Linked DNA regions of Mus musculus: region 2 is linked to region 1. Evidence: chromatin loops called from intact Hi-C (ENCODE). Cell type or tissue: left cerebral cortex. All regions are shown on one strand. Links, peaks and the distances in the headings refer to the core of each region. The heading gives the core; the rest is flanking DNA. Region 1 has its middle 50 kb from the start of Gm42354. Region 2 holds the start of Gm13067 (a long non-coding RNA gene).

Region 1 (10,278 bases), core at 1,610-9,609:
GGAAAGATCTGACAATACTGTTATTTGTTCAACATCACTGACCAACTTTTAGGGATCAGAAAAAGTAAAGAGAGTGCTAACAGCCTGGCCATCCCTCTGAAAGTTAAACATAGAGTTAGCATCCCAGAGTTTTCACTCCTAAGTGTGCATTAAAGGCAGATGACAATGGACATGCAAAGGAGACTGTGTACACAAGTGTTCATGGTGACATTATTCATATGATAGCCAGAAAGTGGTGGGCAACCTCAATGCCCGTCAGCCAATGAAGTAATAAGCTAATGAGTTGTAGCCACACAGTAGACACTTCCTCAATTATAACGAGGAAGAGTGGACACAGGCTACAGTAGGAATGACCTTTCATGATGTTGTGGCAGTGGAGAGAAGCCAGGCACCGAAGACACTGTTCTAGTTTCCTTTGTGATGCTGTCCGTGATAAAGCACTCTGGCCACCAGGCGTGGTGGCAGTTAAAGCTGACCAGGACACATCCAGTAAGGTAAGATTGTGTCACATGAAGTGTGAGGAGTGGCCAGATCCAAGAAGGCATGAATTAGTGGTTGCTAGGATGAGTGGGAGGAGACCTGAGGCTGAGAGAAGTTGCAGTTTCCCTGTGTGCCGTGATGAAGGTGTGCCAGCGTGGGCAGTCCTGAGCTTGCTTAGCTCTGTGACAAGGCACTCCTTGAGGTTGTGTCCCCACAAACCCATCCAAGTGGAAGAGATGTGAAGTAAAAAGGTTCAACAAATTTGTCACAGCTCAGCAACATGGCATGCTGCGAGTATCGGTGGGTTCTCTAGAGGAGCTGCAGTCAGCCTGAGGCTTAGCCCACCAGTGTCTTAAGAGACAGTTACCTACCACACATCATATCGTGGGGAAAGATGAGGACTCAAAGGTCAGAGTGTAGTATCTACCAAATGCACATCTCTATTGTAATCAGAACAGCCATCCCCATCGTAATCAGAGTAGCTGGGTGACCTGCCAGAGACCCTCACTAAGGTAGATCCCATCGGCTTTCCCTTCCGAGTCACTGAGATGCCAGCCATTCCCAGTTGTGTGTTATTCTGCCTCAGCTTCTGCTTATTCTCTGAGATGCTAGCATATACCAAAGGTGGAAGGTTGCTGAGGGGAGGCACCAGCTATGCAGCTGTGGGAAGTCACCATCCGTGACCTGTGAGAGTTTCTGTTGTGGTTATGTGTGGGTCATCCACAGTCCCGTATGTATCCCTTCACTCATGGTCTGTAAGTAAGCCCTGTAAACTCGGTGTTTTGTTGCTGTGAAGAGCTACCATGACCACGGCAACTCTTATAAAGGAAAACATTTCACTGCGGCTGGCTCACAGTTCAGAGGTTCAGTCCATTATTGTCATGGCAGGCAGCATGGTGGCACACAAGTAGACATGGTGCTGGAGAAGGAGCTGAGATTCTCTATCTTGATTTGTACACAATCGGAAGAGAACTGACTTGAGCTTCCAAGACCTCAAAGGCCACTCCCACAGTGACACACTTCCTCCAGCAAGGCCACAAGTCCTAATAGTGCCACTCCCTATGGACCAAGCACTCAAACACACCATTCCTATTCAAACCACCACACCACTCTAGGGTTGAGTGGGTAGATGTTTGTTTGTGTCCCCCCAGGAATAGTTCACAAAGACTCCCAAGGCTCTTCCCCACAGCCCCGTTTCTTGTTCTCAGTAAATATAGAAGGATTTGGTATTAGTTATTTCTCTCATTGATGTGACAAGATGCTTGGCATGAAGCCATGCAAGGAGGAAGGGTCCATCTTGGCTCACAGTTTGAGGATTACAGTCATCGTGTTAGGGAAGGCCGATGATGAACACAGACTCCCTTACAGTCCTTACCAGAGGTTTATTTCCAAGGCGATTCTAAATCCCAGCTGAGGAATGTTCCCATTTAACCACCACAGACCTTTTCAAGTCTGATGGCCAGTATTTTTAAACTTCAAGAAAAATAATGTACAAAATTGGGTGTATGAATACTGAAAGCCAACACACCCTGTGGGTTTTTTCTAGCGAGCCTATGCTAGGGCAGAATCCCATGGATTTCTGAGAGTTGTCTAATGGTCCTTCAGACTCTCTCTGAGGAGGAAGTGCTGGCCTCCTCCAGGTGTGAACATCAGGGCATAGTGAGGACTGTCTTCCCTAACCCTTCCAGCCACCAGGGATGACCCATCCAGAAATCTTGGGATGCTCATCCGGGGGAGTGGGGTTTGCCACGAAACCTATCACCTGCACGGTGTGTATAGCAGATCTCTAATGGCTCTCAGTTCCCACCAAGAGCACTCCATACCAAGGCTATGTGCTAACAGGTGTGTCATTGATGGAAGTCGATTTGGAAAGGCGTGCAAACCTGAGTCTGGAGAGATTCCAGCAGCGTGTGTACAGATGTGTACAGAACTCCCAGGAACTTCCTCTAGACATCCCACTGGGTCATGAAAGGATCAAATCTCTCTTTTGGCCTTTTGTGCACATTTCCTCTGCAGCCGGGGAAAGCCCTGTGTTGATGTGTAGAAGCCATGCTCTCTCTCAGATACTCTGAACCTCTCAATCTTCTGGGGACCAACCATTCAGCCATCCAACCTGTGTGCTTTTGTTATGGGAGTACAGAGATATGGGTTCAACTTCGATGATCCATGATGTCTGTGCAGACACAGCTTGGTAGGAAACCCATGGCCCCTGTGGCAATGTCTGGGTAGGACAGAGGAGGGACTCTTTTCCTGCGACTGTGGGCGGCTCCTGGGAACAAGAGGCCTTCAGTCTCCTGACTTTCCTTTGGCCTCAGCCCTTGTAGAGTGTGTTCATCTCTCTCTCTCTCTAAGATGGACACCTCCCTCTTTTCTTGGATGGAATCTATATCATGTCTAAGTGGCTCCATCAGGGAAGGTGTGAGCTCTGAGTGGCCACAGGAGGAACTATGGATCTTGTTCTTCCCCATGGTGGGGCTAGGTCCCCTCAGTGGGATGCCCTCTGGGTGCATTTGGTCCTATTCTCACCAGAGGGCGCCACGACCCTCCTTTATCACTGTCCTGACCTCTGTCCAGGCACACCTTCACTGGTGAGTCTCACAGTTCAGAACGCCAAAGCCTAGCCTTCACCATTCCTACCAGAGAGCCAAATGATCTCCTTAGGGGGAACTGACTTTTCTTTGGGAAAATGAGCAATTTTTGAGTTTGGCAACATCCTCAATATCAGTATAACAGGAACTGACCTCTCTCCTGTATTTCCATTTCAATTTAGGTCTAAAAACCAGCCCCAGCCCCTTCGAGGACAGCATGGGACTCTGCATGATTAAGAGACTCCCTGGGGGTCAGGCACGATGGTGCATGCTTGAAATCCAGGCAGCTGTACTCAGGAGGCGCACGAGTTCAAGGTTATCCTAAGACATAGCAAGTTTGAGGCCAGCCTGGGTTACATGAGACTGTCATAAAACAAACACCCAAACCTGCCAGAGATTAAAACAAGATAAAAGACCCCCTCCTCCAAAAAAACAAAAACAAAAACAGCCTCTCAAGACATGGCCCTGGCAGAAAGCTGTTGGGTACCACTCTCAATCAGACTGACGCAAGCTGCCATCCCGACAGTGGGGCACCTTCTCTTAGGAGGTAGTTTTCTTTTTTGGTCACTGTTAGTTGTTAAGTAGGAGACGGCAATTAAGGCCTTTAAGCCAACACAGATGGGGCTTACTCCGCATTGGTACCAGACAGAGGAGGGTGGCCTGGTGAAAGAATTCCTCCAGTCACAGATCATGCTGTCTACAGGACCCCATGAGTGAAGGATGCCCAGAAGAGCATTTGGGAGAACTAAATATATATAACATACGTGTGTGTGTGTGCATGTTTGGGTGTGTGGGAAGTGTCAGTGTGTGTGTGTGTGTGTGTGTGCATGTTTGGGTGTGTGGGAAGTGTCAGTGTGCGTGTGTGCATGTTTGGGTGTGTGGGAAGTGTCAGTGTGTGTGTGTGCATGTTTGGGTGTGTGGAAAGTGTCAGTGTGTGTGTGTGTGTGTGTGTGCGCATGTTTGGGTGTGTGGGAAGTGTCAGTGTGTGTGTGTGTGTATGTGTGTATGTGCGTGTGTGTGCATGTTTGGGTGTGTGGGAAGTGTCAGTGTGTGTGTGTATGTGTGTGTGTGTGTGTGTGTGCATGTTTGGGTGTGTGGGAAGTGTCAGTGTGTGTGTGTGTGTGTGCATGTTTGGGTGTGTGGGAAGTGTCAGTGTGTGTGTGTGTGTGTGTGTGTGTGTGTGTGTGTGTGTGTGCATGTTTGGGTGTGTGGGAAGTGTCAGTGTGTGTGTTGCAGAGCGGAAGGTTCTGGATTGGATATCACCTGCAGTACAGAGTTTACTCCCCCCCCCCCCCCCAGAACTCTATCTTGGGAGAATCTACATACTTGGCCCTTGACCTTTTACCTCAACCCTGACCCTTATTCCAGCTCTAATCCTCATTTTAGTCCTGTGTGTGTGTGTGTGTGTGTGTGTGTGTTTGTAAGTGTATGTATGTATGTACATGTGTGTGAGCCTGTGTGGTTTCCAACTCTCTGCTAGGCAGCTGGCGTAGCTGCACCATCTTTGCATGTAGATGATGCTACCAGAAGAGGTATCCAACCTCTATGATCCCCAGGAGGGGATGGGTAGGTCTGTGGGTGGACCCACAAATCTCCATTCTATCTGACCTTCTCACATGAATCCTGAAAAGCCAGGTAAACTTTGGCTGGCCCTGGGGTCGCCCCATTATCCCCCTCCCTCCTGATACCCGCCGCCATCACTCTCCAGGAATAGCTGCATCCCTTATGTTGACTCTTGGGTTCTTGCTCCCTAGGACTGGATGGATGTTCACTCATGGTTTCCACGACACTGTTCCTCCTGGCCACTGTAAGGAACAAGGCCTTATGCTCCTGGCCCCAGGGCCCACTCAGCACCTGGCATTCGGGGCCACCAGCTGAACCAACTGTCTGGGCCGTGAGGGTGGGAAATGCTGTTGCTGCAGGATTTGAAGCCCCCTCCCCAGAGAGGGCAGCATTGAGTGGCAGACCTCTTTGGGCTCATTTTCCTACAGTTCCTAGTAGAGATCGCTCCCTTTTCCCATATCAGAAAACAGCTGTTCTGCTGGCTCCCCCGGCATGTGCCAGCACTATAAATACCCCCCAGCCTTGGCACAGGGACCTGGGGAACTTGGGAAGTTAGAGCCCTGGGCTGTGCGGGCAGTGGGAGGGAGAAGCATTGCCCAACTTCCCCCCTCTCAGCCTCCAGGCACAGGCTGGCCCTGCTTCCCACGGGCTAGGAAACCCCCGCAGTCCTCCTAGGAATCTGGCAGAGACAGCTTCAGCAGCCCTGGTGGTGTTTAACACACTGTCTAGTGCGGTCCAGTCAGCTCCCACTGTTGGAGACAGTGAGGCTCAGTGGGAGCCAAGGCACTGGTTCCAGCTGGATTCTTATAGGGGGGAGTGTGAACAGGAAGGAGTAGCTTTTGTTCATGATAGGATTGGCTTTATTTAGGCTTGATTTTTTTTTTTTTTGATGAGTTCTTATATAACCCAGGCTAGCCCTTGAACTAACCCTTGTCTGAGCAAGGCCCTCCTGCCCTGTTGGAGCAGGTGTGTCATTGTGGGTGTGGGCTATAAGACCCTCATTCTAACCTGGAAGTCAGTCTTCTGCTAGCAGCCTTCAGATGAAGATAGAGAGCTCTCAGCTCCTCCTGTACCATGCCTGCCTGGATGCTGCCATGCTCCTGCCTTGATGATAATGGACTGAGCCTCTGAACCTGTAAGCCAGCCCCAATTAAATGTCCTTATACGGGTTGCCTCGGTCATGATGTCTGTTCACAGCAGTAAACTAAGACATGGATCTGGAACTTTCTGTGTAGCCCAGGCGGGTCTCAAACTTGTACCACTCCTTCCTGCTTCAGTTTCTTCCCCAGGAGCAGGAGAGAGGGGAGATGGCTCAGTGGGTAGACGCTCTTGCCTTGCAAGCCTGAGCACCTGGGCTTGATCTGTGTAACAATGAACTAATGACCTCAAGCTGCCCTCTGAACCCCATGTCATAACATTGTCCCCCTAACAATAACAAACAAAGAAAGAACACAAATAACATAAAGAGGAGAGAGGAGGGAGGGAGGCCTCCTTCAGGGCACCCTTTGCTTAGCTTGCCAGTGTAAGCTGAGCTCACCTGTACCTCAGCTGCCTGCTAAGATACCCTGCTCTGCTGTTCTTATGGACTACGTGAGTCAGGCGCCCTCTGGTGCCATGGTTTGCTTACTGCAGCCTGAGAGGGCGATAGCTCAGCAAGCAGATAAAGGTCCAGCCTGACAACCCTAGTTCAGTTTCCGGAACTCATGTGCTGGAAGAAGAAAACTGAGCCCTGCAAGTTGTCTTCTGACCTCCACATGTGCACGGCGGCTTGTGTGTACCCACACACATATGCAAACACTTACACATATAATAAATTAAAAATTCCATTTAGAAGTTATTCTATTTAAGCCAGATTTGCTTTTATTCTATTACAGCCTTTATTATAATACAATTTATTCATAAATTGTGAAACTCACTAAGAATCTAAGTTCTTGGATTTTTTTTTCTTCTTCTTACTTTAAGATCACCAGCCCCCTGCTATTCTTGGGATGCTTTCCCTTGTTAACAAACTAAAAAAAAAAAAAAAAAAAAAAAAGAAAAGAAAATCACTACATCTAGATAATTAGTCACTACTATAGCAAAATCAGAGGTTTAGCCATGGAAATATGAAGAGAAAGTCAGGTGTGAGTGTGCAGCCAGGTGTGATGGTGCATGCCTTTGAACTCAGAACTTGGGAGGCAGAGTTGAGCAGATCTTTATGATTTCAGGGTCCCTGTGGTCCATATGATCTAAGTCTAGGTTGGCCAAGGCTACATAGTGAGTCTCTGTCTCAAAAAGAGAAGGAGGAAGTAAAGAAAAGAAAAGAAAAGAAAAGAGAAGAGAAGAAAAAAGAAAAGAGAAGAGAAGAGAAGAGAAGAGAAGAGAAGAGAAGAGAAGAGAAGAGAAGAGAAGAGAAGAGAAGAAAGGAGACACACATCGCTGTGGAAGAAGTCTGTCTAATTCTGATTCCAACGTTCTGGAAAAGACACAACTGTGGAAACAGGAAACAGATCCCGAGTGGCCTGGGGTTGGGATGCAGCCTCGGCTTACACAATTTATTGGTCACTGAAACTCCCTTGTAGGATACAATGAAGCAGAAGTATACTTGTGGATTGTGAAACTCTGACAATGAACCCTAATGTGATATACACACTTGGGGCAATAACAGTGCGGTCACGTGGTTTCATGGGCACGGGATGTCCCAGTGGGTTCAGGATGTTTATGGCCCAGGAGCTCATGTGCAGGGTGGGTAATCTCAACTCCCTACTGTCTGCACATTTGACTGTGACCCTGAAACTGCTCTAGATGGCAAGGCTAGTTGAGGGGGTCCTTCCCTAGGGTGCATGAAGCCCTAGGCTCCACCCCAACACCTCTAGGCTCCACCCCCAGCACCACTAGGCTCCACCCCCAGCACCACTTCCACCCAGTGCAGTGGGGTGGTACATGCCTGTAACCCCAGCACTCAAGACAGAGAGGAAGGAGATTCAGAAGTTCAGGGTCACCTTCAGCTATATATCAAATTAGAGGTCAGCCTGGGATACATGAGACCCCTCGCCCTCAGAAAGTAAACTTGGCTAAGTGTGTTCCTATATAGATGTGTAAAGAGGGCTGGGTACATTTTCTTAGAAAAGTCTTTGCCATTTTGTCTCCAAGGTCTGCCAACAAACTTCCTCAGTGTTTGAAGGAGATATGTGGCAGCAGAAGGTATTTTCTTATAAGGACACCGTTTTTTGTTTTTTGTTTTTTGTTTTTTGTTTTTTGTTTTGTTTTTTTTTACTTCTTCCCCATCTCTGGCTCCAAATCTGTGGGCAGAGGAGGAGGGCTCCCCTTTCCTCCCACCGGCAGAGAACCGGCCCAGGTCAGCAGAGCACACCGATCCTTAGACACAGGGAGTGTTATTTAGTCTAGAAACTCACAAAGGAAATATCTGTTTGCACGTGAAAAATCTCTGGAATGTCTCTGCTCCCCTCAGTCCAAGGGCCCCGTCTCTGCAAGACCACCGCGAAGAGCCCGGCACAAACCCCACAGTCATGGCCTTGCTCTGGTCTGAGATCCGCTGCCAGTCCAGGCACCTGGCTCTACTGTGCCATTCAGAGTCAGAGTTGTTCTTTCCAGTCGCCTAGGGTGAGAGGGTAGACAGAGGGGAGGGGAGGGGAGGGGAGGGGAGGGGAGGGGAGGGGAGGGGAGGGGAGGGGAGGCTCTGAGGTTGGGAGAGATTGCTAGAGGAATGAGGGATCTTGGGATGTTAAGCCAGAGTCCTTCAGTGCTTCCCTGCTCTGACTCTAGTTCAGGCTTTAGACTCCTTTTCTCTGTCATGTCTCTCTTCCTCTCTCTTCTTTTCTTCCTCCCCTTCTCTTCTTCTGTAGCCACCCAGGATGAGCCTCCTGCTTCCACTTTTTGGGTGCTTGGATTATAAGCCAGTGGCACCATGTATACAACACCTGCCGGCAGCGGCTAACTGATCTCTGAAAGTTTCCTTCCTGTGTCCTCCTTGTCCTCCTCCTCCTCCTCCTCCTCCTCCTCCTCCTCCTCCTCCTCTTCTTTTAGTATACTTATTTAGTGGTTGTGGTGGTGGTGCTGGTGCTGGTGCTGGTGGTGTGTGTAGAGGTCAGAGGACAACTTATGGGATTCAGTTCTCTCCTACCAGGTGGATTCGGGGAATTGAACTTGGGTCTCCAGGTTTGATGGTGAAAGCCTTTATTTGTAGAAGCATTTTGGGGTTTCCTTCCTTTCTCAAGACCTGATTCTCCAAAGGCCTCTGAGGTTTATACATGTGGGTTTATTAATATAGGCATGCTGGATCCAAAGTACTGGGTGAGGGGGTAAAGTAGATAGTTTTCTCTCTAGTGTGACAATAGCAATTTTCTTCATCCAGTCTTCTGGCCCCTCTGTCCCAAGCAAGCCCCAGCACCCTTTGTAGGGTCATCTAGTCTCTACCTGTGACCAGTTTCAGCAATAGACAAATGACTGTGATCTTGATATGTACACACACACACACACACACACACACACACACACACACACACATCTGTCTTCCTTTCCAGTCAGCATGCAGAGGGAAGCACCCTGGACATAGAACTGGTGCTGGAAAAGAAGTCCAAGGTCCAGAGCACTCAGCGGAACACAAGAAGTGTTCCCGAACCAGGTATGAAGACTTTAAATAGATGTCAGCTTACAGTGCACTTAGAATAACAACAGCTGGCACGGGGAGGACTGGCCTTTTTCGGAAGGCTCACATTTAACTTCCAGACAATCCCAGGCCGACTCAACATCACATGAGCTCACCGAGGCAAGCACAGCCTCGTGGCCCATTCTGTCCACGAATCTCAAATTTCGAATTTCAAGAGTTGATTTCCTAAGGTCTATGCTAAACGTCTCACATTCCAACACACACACACACACACACACACACACACACACACACTCACACACACATAGACACGTATATACACAGAGACACTCACACACAGTCAAACACATACACAGAGGCGCGCGCGCGCGCACACACACACAAACACCACTGTTTTTTTCAAAATGTAGTCTTACTTGGGAATGTTATGACATCAAGCCCTTAAAAATGTAGACAGTTTGGTTTCAAAAGACTTGATGGGGCAAATCTCAAATCTCAGACCTCTTTTTTTTTTTTTCTTTTGCAACAAGTCTTTGCTTCAAGTCCATTTCTGCAATCAGGCGGGGCAGAGGCTTAGTGGGTGGGGCTAAGGTCACAAAACCAAGATGTCTAGTGTTGGCCCTGCGGCCACTCAGATCTGGAAATATTCTCCCTTCAAAACAGAAATCAAGAGGTTACTTTGGGGTCACTCAAAACTCTTAAAAGACTTTTTCAAACGAAAATTAGTTCAGATCTGCTGGGAGAACCCTGCGCACGTCTGTGGGTTAGAGTCTTGGAGGACCCGGGCTACTTTATGAACTTCAGCAGGGCCATGTACATTGCCAAAGGCAGGAGGCTTTAGCCATGAGATTGAAGAGAGCAAAGGTACAAACTTTGCCCAGGGCTTGCTAGAGTTTGGAGCAAATCCCCCCAAAATCATGCATTGGAAATTTGATCTTTGATGCAGAAGTGTCTTAGGGTGAGATACTCTTAAGTTTGTTTCTTTGTTTGAGACATGTTCTTCCTATGTAGCCCAAGATGACTTAAAACACACAATCC
Region 2 (10,278 bases), core at 1,181-9,180, 190 kb after region 1:
CATTTGGCTTTGTCACCCCCACGTCCTCGGAGCAGAAGGATCTCCACGTGTGGCCGTCAACATAAAGGACCTAAGAGATCCTGAAGGAGAAGACCTTCATCTTCTGCTGGCACTACCATCTTGGTCCCCTTTCTAGTGACGGTCTTTTTGTATTAGTGACGGGAAAGCCGTGATCCACGTCGCTCTTTCCACTCCCAATGCAGACGCGTGGTAATCCACAGGCCAGGGGACTTTAAATGATTTGCTGAAGAGAATCTCCTAAATCCAGTAGCCATCCTAGCTTCCAATGACCCTAGCCCCAGGCTCCAGGATAGAGAGAGTCTGCCTCATCCTTAAACAGGAAACACGCCGCCTTGACCCTGGAGGTGTGTTTGAGAGCAACCTCCAGCCAGAACATCACATGACTTTAACCTAGTTTTCTCCCTATGTTACAGAAAATAAAAGAAAGGGTGACATCAGTGCCTGCCAGCACCCTTGCAGGGAGCTCGACCATGGCTGCCTCGGACCCCTGTGTGCACATCCCTCCTCTCTTGCTGGCCTAGGCAAGTTTGTCTTCCTATCAAAGTGTAAGTTGATGGAATTGTTTTTGAGGAATAAAAGTGGGGAGGAGGAAGAGAAGGAGGAGGAGGAGGAGGAGGAAGAAGAAGAGGCAGAAAAGGAGATTGTGACCAGCACAGAGCACACGTCCAAAATGCCCGAGGAAGGACGCACGTCAGAGGTGGCTGAAAACTATCACCAGAAAGTTGAGTCAGGAGCACTGGCAGCTCGAACATGGTAAAGCAGAAGTGTGGGTAAGAGCCAGATGGCCTCAAGCCTGCCGCTAATACCTATGCGACACAAGCCTCTTTGTGCCTTAGTTTCCCTTTAGTGTCAAGATGTGCCCTGTGTTGTAGGAGTCAATACCAGAAGCACAAGAGAGGCCAGCATGTGGTTTCACCAGTGGGGTCACCATTGTCACTACCCTGGTGACAATGGTGAAGGGCTGCTCCATTTCGCTGCCATTGTTCTGAGGGGGAAAGAAATCATTGCAAGGTGCAGAGAGATACATTCTGGCCAGGCCAAGAGAGGTCTAACTGGGATCTGTGAGTGTCTCCTGGCTTGGGAAAAATGGTCTTCGCAGCTATAATTGAGATGAGGACCGAGAGGGGCTGGAGAGATGGCTCAGTGGTTAGAAGCACTTAATGATCTTGTAGAAGAACTGGGTTCTGTTCCGAGATCCTAGTTGGTGGCTCACAACTGCCTATAACCCAACATCCAGGGGATCCGATGTCCTCTTCTGACTTCTGGGAGTTCCTCGTGCATATGGTATACATAACTCATGCAAGGATGCACACATACACGCAAAAATGATAACTTTTAAATGAAAGACCTAGCAAAGGAATCTTGGGTTGAGGTAGCCTTGAACCTCTATTATAAAAGGAAAGGGGTGGGGACTCAGAAAGGAGAATATCACCCTCATATAGATAAGGCAGGAGGGCCCCAGAGTTGAAGAGAAGCTGGATCTACCTCAGTCTGCTCACAACTCCCAAGATAAGCTTTCCTGCCCACCCCTCCATTTAGACTTTGGCCCCTGGGTATGGGAGGATGTATGTGATGTATGCCTCCATGTTTGAGGTCAATCTTAGGGAAGCCTAAGGAATCCCATGTAGGTGGGCAACGTTGTGGGTTTCGCCCGTGGTGGACACTAAGGAAGCGCTGCTTTAGATCAGCATGTGTCTGCCCCTCAGTCATAGGGTGGATGCTTGAATCTTCTGCTTCCAGAGAGTTTGTGTTCTTGGCTTGGATTTGCATGTACCTGATCATATCATTTCCTGGGGTAATCTGTGTAGCACACATAAGAAGGAAGCATGCAAGGTCATCTGAGGTCACAGCCAGGGCAGGTCACTCACTCTCAGGGTCTGATGATGGGAGCAGCAAGAACCTTACAGGACCAAGGACCCCAAGTGACCTTGAGGGAGCCCTGGCAAGTCTTGGGTTTCCCACCCACCTAGGGGAAAGATTTGGCTATATACTTTCTGGGGTCTCTTCTGCTATGACATCTCAGGGGTCTCTGCAGCTCCCTTCCTCTCAGACAAGGAAGGGAAGCAGAGGAAGAGGAGGGTGTATCGTCTGGCCGTGGGTGGTCCTGGGCTGTGTCCGCCAGCAGAGTGCACGCTGTACGAACTGTGCAAGCTAGGAAGGTGGGCAAGGGTGCCCGTTGGCCATGGTGCACTGCAGTAGCATGGCTGTATCCCAGGCAGGACGCAGACTGCAGGCTGCAGAGGCGCCCCTCCTGGTCTCTTCCCTCAGGACTGAAGCGGACAGGACTCGGAGTTGGTGCAGTTGTTTCTACTGAGCAGGCTTTTTAAAGGGGGTGGGGGGAGTTATACTTTTCCTTCCCGAGTGTATGCATGTGTGTGCATGTGTGCACATGCACGTATGCAGACATCCACACATAATCACTTTCTCCTTCACTGTCCTTTCTCATACTCTTGAGTTTATAATAAATGTAAAACCTGAGAATACCTTCTTCCCCCTCACCCTCTGCCATCTCTCCGCGTGTCTGTTCTGAGCATTCCCCTGTGGATTAGAGCAGAATGAGCTATTTAACCATATCTGCATTTAAAGTGCATTTTCTCCTGGAACTTTCTCAATTAAATCCTTGCCTCAATCTTAGATGATATTGACTCACACGGAGGCAGGAGCACAAACTTCAGGAGCCAAAGACACCTCAGGGTAAAAGTGACACTTAGTGCCCTCCCTCCACATCTCTTGTGCACACGCGGTTTGAAATATTTTTTCTTTTTAGCGACAATACAAAAGCAGGTGCTTCCCGGACTGTCTGGTGGGCAGAGAGGAGCCGGCTTCTTTCCCCTCTGGGAGAAAGCACCGAGGGCCACCTGTCACTGTCACCTTTGCCTCTGGCTCTGAACACAAAGCTTCAGGAGTCCAAAGAGTCTTCCACCCTCCCTCCTCTTCATCATCTCCAGGTAAGCAAGTCTAGAAGGCAGAACAAAGCCCCAGACGGCTCTGGAGACGTGCCTACAGGAGTGGGCATCCTGCAGTATCAGGGATTTAAATTAAACTGGGGAGGGATGCTGGGGGTGGGTGGGGGGATGGGGAGAGACCAGCCCCGCCTGCAGCACGTTGTTCCCTGCACCCAGCTGACACTTTGATTTTTGGGTCCTGCCTCTCCAGCAGCAGTCTGCAACTTGCCAGCCATCCCAACCGTTCAGCAGCTGAGCAGGAGAGAGAGGTAACTTTCGGGCATGGGTGTGCTGTTGCTGGGTGCTAGTGACGTTTCCTGCCTAGGTAGTTACCTCTCATTCGGTTTTCAGAAAAGCTGTCTCCCCTGAGGCGCTGGAGTCCTCTCTCCCTGCACTTTGCAGAAACTCTGATTTCAATGAACTCCATCTACCCAGGCTCTTTCCTGCATGGCTTGCCAGCCTAGCAGCATAGCGAAAGCTGAGTCAGTTGCTCGCGGGAGTCAATTTAAAAATAATTTAAAATGCTATTTAAATTCTTTGGGGTGAAAAAGCGGGGGGTGTTCTTTCTCGTGTGGGTTTCACGTGTGTGCATCTTGTGTTTTAATTAGCTGTAGAAAATTTAAGTTTGTGGAGGAAATCACGATGGGGGTGTATGATTAAAAAAAAAAAAAAAAAAAAAAAAAAAACTACTCCATTGCAGTCTCCGCTGCAGTCCCAGCAACCTGGTTTAACTGCGGAGGCTCTCGGTACAGTCTCCTCTCTCTTTACCCTTGCCAGAGTCTGGGAGTCTGATCCCCACCTGCAGGGCCTCTCCAAGCTTCCCCTCCACGGCCTCGTCTCCTTACCCACCCACCCTCTGCATAGGACCCGGGTAAGTAAGCTGATGTCGGGGACAGCTGGGGTTTGAAGGAGAATTTGGACACTGCAGCTTTAAGAATGCCAGTGCCGTACTGCGAAATCTTTCTCCTTCAAGTGACTGCAGAACCTCCGCCGTGGCTGCAGTGGGAGGAGGTGGCTGGAGGTGGGGTGGAGGGAGAAAAGGGGTGCCCACTCCCGGGTGGGTCAGCTCGTTGGGTACCTTGACCTGAGATGCTCTCGGCCCCAGGCGAACCCGAAACACAATTGGGGCGCACTTTCTCCGTTAGTTTCTTTCTCACGCGCTGGGGGCGGAGACCCTGCGGACTTCCTGATGAGTTTGGGCTCAGTCCTGCCTGGGTGCATGTCATCTGCTGCCTTGCACATGTGGCTCGCTGGCTCTTTAAGCCCTGTGCACTGGAGCTGGAGAAGGCTGGTCTGAGCTGTGGCGATCTTCAGCAGGGCTTGCACCCTGGGGATGCGGAGGCAGCTCCATGGCCTTGTTCCCGGGCCATGCCCAGGGTACAGCTGAATTTCCCTGAATTTACTGAGAGGAGCGCGGGAGGGGAACTCAGTCGAGATGACTTGCTCTTCCTGGGACAGAGGTTTCTGTGTAAAAGAAAGGATGAAACCCCTTTGGCTGGCAAAAAGTGCTGACTGGCCCGCGCTGTGGAGTGGGGGAGGGGCCCCCCTGAAGAGCTCCCCTAGATAGAGTCACCTGCACAGAAAATGGGTAGAAATGCACTCTGGCTATGGATTCTTTCTGGGCAAGGTCCAAGCACCCTGAGGCACCTGAGCTGTGTCTCTGTTACCCAGACTTCTGTGTGCCCAGTCAGAGCACCACCCCAATGCCGTGGAGCCAGCTGGCTTAGTTCCAGGCTAGTACTGCTGGCGTGGCATCCCAGACGCACAGTACTTGGGTCCAGGTCTGCATTGGGGGGTGATGTCACAAAGGGCCAACCGGTAACATCTGTCTGGCACCGAACATCTGTCTGGCACTGAAGGACTCCGTTCCTTGTGATTCCTCTTTTGACCAGAGGGAGAGAGAGAAAAAAAAAATCCTCGGTCTCATAAAACTTCAGTTCAAAAGCTATGCAGCAAACCTCTCAAATATAAATTCCCCGGGCAGCCTCTGAAACAGCAATCCGTGTTAACTGCTGAGCTGATAGAGGGAAGTGACCTCCACGGGTGCCTGTGGGGTGTTCTGGGTCTGCACTCCCCAGGGGGCTGCTGCTGCCGGGCACCCAGCTCACACAGCACACTACGATCTTCAGGGAAATGTGCACCTCTAGATAAATATTTTATGGGGTGTTGGACCGCATACTTACCTCACCTGGAAAAGCACCAGGGGTTGAACGTAAACCCCCTATGGGCTTTGCACACACACCTCTTTATCCCTGCTGACCAGACTGCCCTTAGCTCATTTTGCAAAATGCATTCCCTGTATATCCAAAACTGTCTTTGATTAATCAACAACTTTAATTTTGGGGTACAATTGTTTTTGAGCCAGCCCAGTGTACCTGAACATGTCATTAGAATCCCCAACACATGAGTTTTGTCTTTTTTTTTTTTTTTTTTTTTTTTAGATCATTGTCCCATGGTGCCTAAGATGGACCTGACTTGGACATCACTAGGCCTGATTCTAGCTCGCCCCAGCTCTGCCCCACAAGCCCAGAAGCTACTAGGGCGTGTCATCTGGCTCTGGACTGACCATTCTCCCCCATCCCTGAGATGGACATCTCTGTGACCTCCCCAACCTGGGGGAGGACAAAAGAATGAGGCAGGTGTGCCTAGGCAAAAGGTTCTCCAGTCTGTCCCTCCCGAGGCAGGGATGACAAACCAGTACTATGGGTAATTAGCCAAGGGAGAAGCCTGCAAGTATCAGCTGCAGAGCAAATGCCATCAGGGGTCCACTGGCCACCTAAAGGGACATCAGATGGTACAGGAAGTTCTGAGAGGAAGCAGGTGCCCAGCATTCTCATACTGCTAAGGCTTGTCAAAGTAATAGTTCATACTGCCAGTGTGAAATGAACAATAGGCCAGACACCTAGCTTCCCTAAGCATCTCACTGCAAGAGATTCTTGCCTTAGACGGGCATTGTCAGGGCCAAAGTGACCACACCAACTTGGTTTGAGGGGATGATATGGCAAGCTAGCACAGCGGCTTCAGAGAGAAACAGGGATGGGGACTGCTGGACCTTAGCATCCTTAGACACCTTTATCTCTCAGTAGCAGGACAGGGAGCCGCTGCTGAGAGGGCAGATGGGTTGGGAGAGCTCGAGTCTCCAAGGTGTCTCAGACAGAAAATCCAGGGCAGGTGGTGGTAACCTCCACATCTTCCAGTGACCCCTACAAGATTCAGCCGGGCTTGGGGGATGCCTCAAATCTCGTGCATGGCCTTGTGCTTCACCCCGAGTTCTAGGTGGAGACTTACATGACTCTGAGTAGACCATAGACCTAGAAAGCTCTCTCTCTCTCTCTCTCTCTCTCTCTCTCTCTCTCTCCATCATCCAGAGTGCTCAGAGTAGTGAATTATAGTACAGCAACGCTAATGAGGGGAAATGAGGCTAGCACAGTTTCCCTGAATCAGAAGGGGGGTGCAGTAAGATGCTGAAGCCTGTATGCTCTGGTCCCAGGGCAGAGGGAGCCATCCATCCTGTGCACTGGCTCCTGGGACGCCTCAACTGCACCAGCGCTGACTCAGGGTCCTTTTCTCCAGCTCTTCTACCCTAGCCTTGGCCAGCCAAGCCCTTGAAGCTAGATTCTCTCAGGCTCCTTGCGCAGGGGCAGTTGGAGCCCAGACTGCTGCAGGCCCTCCTCCCCCCACCCCCGCCCTCCCCTCCTGGGCCAAGTCAGCAGTGCTGACGGCTGCGGGGCTGCAGCAGCGGCGGCGATGCAGAGACCCTGCACCACTGCTCAGGGCGGGCGCAGTGCTCTGCCCGCACCCGCGTCCCGACGGCCACCTCCTGGTGGCTGCGCGTAGCCCGCGCCGGGTAGACCCGACCGGACGGCGGCGCTGATTGGTGCAGCGAGTGAGTCCCTGGCTTTATTTAGACCACCTTTTCTGGAAGACAATACTTCACTGGAGTCGAGGGCTGGGGGCAGGAGGCAACCCTCCCCGGCGACTGGAGGATGATAAATGAGCAGTTCTGCGCCTGGTGGCTGTTAACTCCAGTGGCGTTGCGCATCCTCGGACCGACCATTTCCACAGCTGCTCTGAGACTGCACACCCAAGTGTGGGGCATGCTTTGAGGAAACTCCAGTGGAGAACAAGACAGACCCTCAGAAGGGTTAGGAGGGCTTGGGACCAGACCGGAGAACCTGTGTCCGGGCACCAGCTTTGGATCTTCCGCTCTGAGACTGCAGCTTGGAAGACAAGGCTGCCTTCTTGTTTCGGGGTAAGGATGGGGTTTCCAACTCAGGCATCTGATAGGTGAGAGGCAGGGACCTACTGGGATCCTATTCTTGAATGTTCTCCTTTGGCATTTCTGGGGCAGTCTGTGACAAGAACGGCTTGGAAGTGGTGGGGAGAGGTTCGTGCGCCCCGCAGCGTGTAGTCCATTGGCAGAAGGTTGAAGTTGGATGTGATGTCCAGCTTCCTCTGCAGAGGGAAAGCAATCCAGTGAATGTGGGTGGGGTCCATAGCTGCTGGTGGCCCTCTTGGGTGAAGAAATGGGTTTTCGTGGCAGGAAGCAAGGCCTGGAAACAGAGAGGGAAGCCTCGGGGGTCCAGGAAGCATCCTCTCCCCCGTTGTTGGTAGGGAAAGACTTTATTCAGGCAATAGCTTGAAATTGTCACCCAGGAGCCCGTTCCTGGTCTCCCGGGCAAAGTGGGAAGTCACAGCATGCTGCACACCCTCGAGCTGACTGTTGTAGGCTTGCTCACAGTTGTGAGACACTCCAGAGGCTGGGGCTGCTCACTGTTCCGGACCCTGAACTTCATGCTGGAAAACATATTGTCCCCATGCCCGCATTTTCCTGCTTTGGGTTGAGGGTCTTCTCCTCACAGGTCGCCCTTGAGGCCTGCATTGTGCTGGGAAGAGGGAGGAGGGAAGTTGGCGAGAAGATACTGAGATAGCCAGAGTAACGGGGCCAGCAGACCCTGGTGTTTCTGTGCTGATGTAATCAGTTTTAGGAACTGTTTAGGCCTGTGGCTGTCCCAGAACTGACACCGGGAACTCTCTTGTTCAGCCCAGGACAGGACAGCATTGCGGCTGTGTCTCCCTGCCAAGGACGCAGGGTGAGGTGGCTCTCCAGAAGTGCTTCACCCTTCAGGCAGAACCAAGTGGTCACTCCAGGGACTCGGGTACAAGGGAGAGTTGACAGCTACCAGAGTTTGGCCTCCATCTGGCAATTGCATGCTGATTGAGGTTACCCTGTGAAGAGGCAGCGCCCAGACTCTGGAAGTCAGGCAAAGGCAGGGGTCACAGGGAAAGATACTAAGTTGCTCATGGGATCCCGGGCCTGCAGCACTCCATCGTGTCTGTGGTAAGCAGCAGCCCCACTGTCTGTCTTCTGCAGATCTGACAAAGGATCAAGCTTTGTCATTCCTTTTACACACTTAAACTTTAACCCTGAAGCCCAAAGCACAGTGACTTCGCAGACACTCTAGACTAAGCCAGAACTGGAAATTATCCATCCAACCCCTGAGCTGTGCTTGGAGCTGAAGAAAGTGAGATCCGGAGGAGAGCTGACTTTCCCAAGGACATGGAAGGCTCAGGGCTGACCTGGGATCCCCTAGGACAGGTTTCAGCCTGCCATATGGAGTAATGATGAGATCATCAGCGCTGGACCCACCAGGTGCCCCGATGGTGCTATAGGACAAGGTAAAGAAACTGGGGATCTGGAGGGGACACAGGGACCATGAGCAAAGCCAGGTGAATACGAGACAATTCTGCTTCACTCCCTTTGAGCGCCTCTGCAGCACCCCTGGTTTACAACTGTCACTGGGCAACTTGCCAAGGGGAGAAGCCATTCTGCTGCTTTTATAGTTCCTCCTCTGCAATTCTGGAAAATCAGGGCCACTTGGGTCTGGCGGCTCGCTGTCTGGTTATTGGCGCTGTAATTCAGACATTGTCCAGCAGGTGGCTCCCAAGGACACGGTAAGGAAATGGAGCCGGCGCTCAGTCTGGCAAGCCTGTTTCCAAGAAAGGGCTTTTCAGTTTTCCATGGTCCGGTGAATTGAGGCAAGCAATAGTTTTTCAATTTTTTTCTTTCAACTAATAAGTTTGCTTAGGAATGTCTGGGGCGGTTTGGTACCGGTGTCACCTCCTGAATCCACCCTCATCTTATTTTTGCAGTGCAGTGTGGTGTATTTGTGGGAATTTCACCGCGGTTCTCATTTCTTAGAGCCGATATGACATGTCATTTATGCACCAGCGATTACCAGAAATATTCCCAAGGAAGGTCTATCATTCTATAGGGTGGCCAAAGTAGGTCCTGAACTCGGCCTCTGCTGATTTTCTTCCCCCCTCACAAACCCCTTTTTTCAAGGGGCTCTGTCCAACCCATGCTTGCTGAATATCACCAAAAGACAAGCACAGACGTGGACAGCAACCAGCCACAGCTTTGGTGTCATTCTTATCCTGTCAACCTCTCCCTCAAGAATTGAAAGATATTTCCATCTGTGGCAGTATCTGTTAGGCATCTCAGTTCACTTTTGTATCCAGAGAGGTCCCTGTTTCTTCTCAAATGGTTTCTTGTCATCAACGCGCCTTGATGACCTTCAGCTGTACAGAGGTGAACTACTGCACTCCTCTAGAAATCGGCCCATTTGCTTAAATCAGATTGTCTTGCTTCTCTGTGATAAAACACTCTTTAGAGACTCTAATGTCTGTGTTGGATGGTCCTGTCTTGGTCACTTCCGCTTTAGGTCAAAGTGGAAGTCTGTATTCTACCAGCCTGAGTGTACTGCAGATCGGTAGAGCTGCCAGACCCCTGCTGAGATCTAGGTGACCTTGACAGGGTTACCGAGAAGCAACCAAGAAACTTAGCCAGAGCCACCTTCAATGGGACCAATAAGCAAACAAAAGTTTTTTTTTTCTTTTTATTTTGACTTGCTTTAAACCTTATTTTCATTCATTCTTTGAGTGTCTTGGGGATACACAAGCACAGAAATCAGAAGATAAAAGGCAGGAGTCAGTTCTGGTCTTCTATCCAGTGGGTTCTGGGGATTAAACTCAAGTAGTCAGGTTTGGTGGCAAGCACTTAGGCCAGCTCCCTGGCCCTGTTTGACTCACTAACGATGCAAAATCATTACATCTTCCACAGAGAAGAACACCCCCCCCCCATATCACACCCCTGACCCCTCCCTTTGAGGCAGGGTTTCATACTATAACACCGGCTGCCTGGCTTTGAACTCAAAGCAATCCTCCTGATTTAGAAAGAGTGCCTCCTGAGTGCTGGAACTACAGGTATGAGCCACAAACACTCAACTGAACCCTCTTAACAACCCAGTTT

What was found. Hi-C counts contacts between places; a loop is a spot of excess contacts. Peaks named below come from ENCODE experiments on the same cell type or tissue, not always from the same donor. Only the 100,000 strongest peaks of a DNase experiment are listed, where the experiment ranks them.
Region 2: a loop joins it to region 1, with 11 times the contacts of the local background. A loop is called at or near these places in 2 of 42 quality-filtered maps.

What each region holds. Positions count from the first base shown.
Region 1 is chr4:149,835,859-149,846,136 of GRCm38, forward strand. No RefSeq gene overlaps it. Among named protein-coding and RNA genes, the nearest start is that of Gm42354, 50 kb to the left of the region's middle. In left cerebral cortex, for the core only: CTCF peaks have their summits at 3,002 (motif pointing right), 5,031 and 6,237 (motif pointing left); DNase peaks (open chromatin) are centred at 2,990, 3,624, 5,248 and 6,231; H3K27ac peaks cover 1,498 bases.
Region 2 is chr4:150,026,664-150,036,941 of GRCm38, forward strand. It overlaps Gm13067 (a long non-coding RNA gene), which reads left to right and starts at 2,742. Exons shown (of 7, transcript XR_390962.2): 1 at 2,742-2,969; 2 at 3,178-3,235; 3 at 3,744-3,837; 4 at 5,408-8,645. In left cerebral cortex, for the core only: CTCF peaks have their summits at 4,861, 6,786 (motif pointing left) and 8,894 (motif pointing right); DNase peaks (open chromatin) are centred at 2,589, 2,956, 3,487, 3,922 and 3 more places; H3K4me3 peaks cover 2,845 bases; H3K27ac peaks cover 2,446 bases.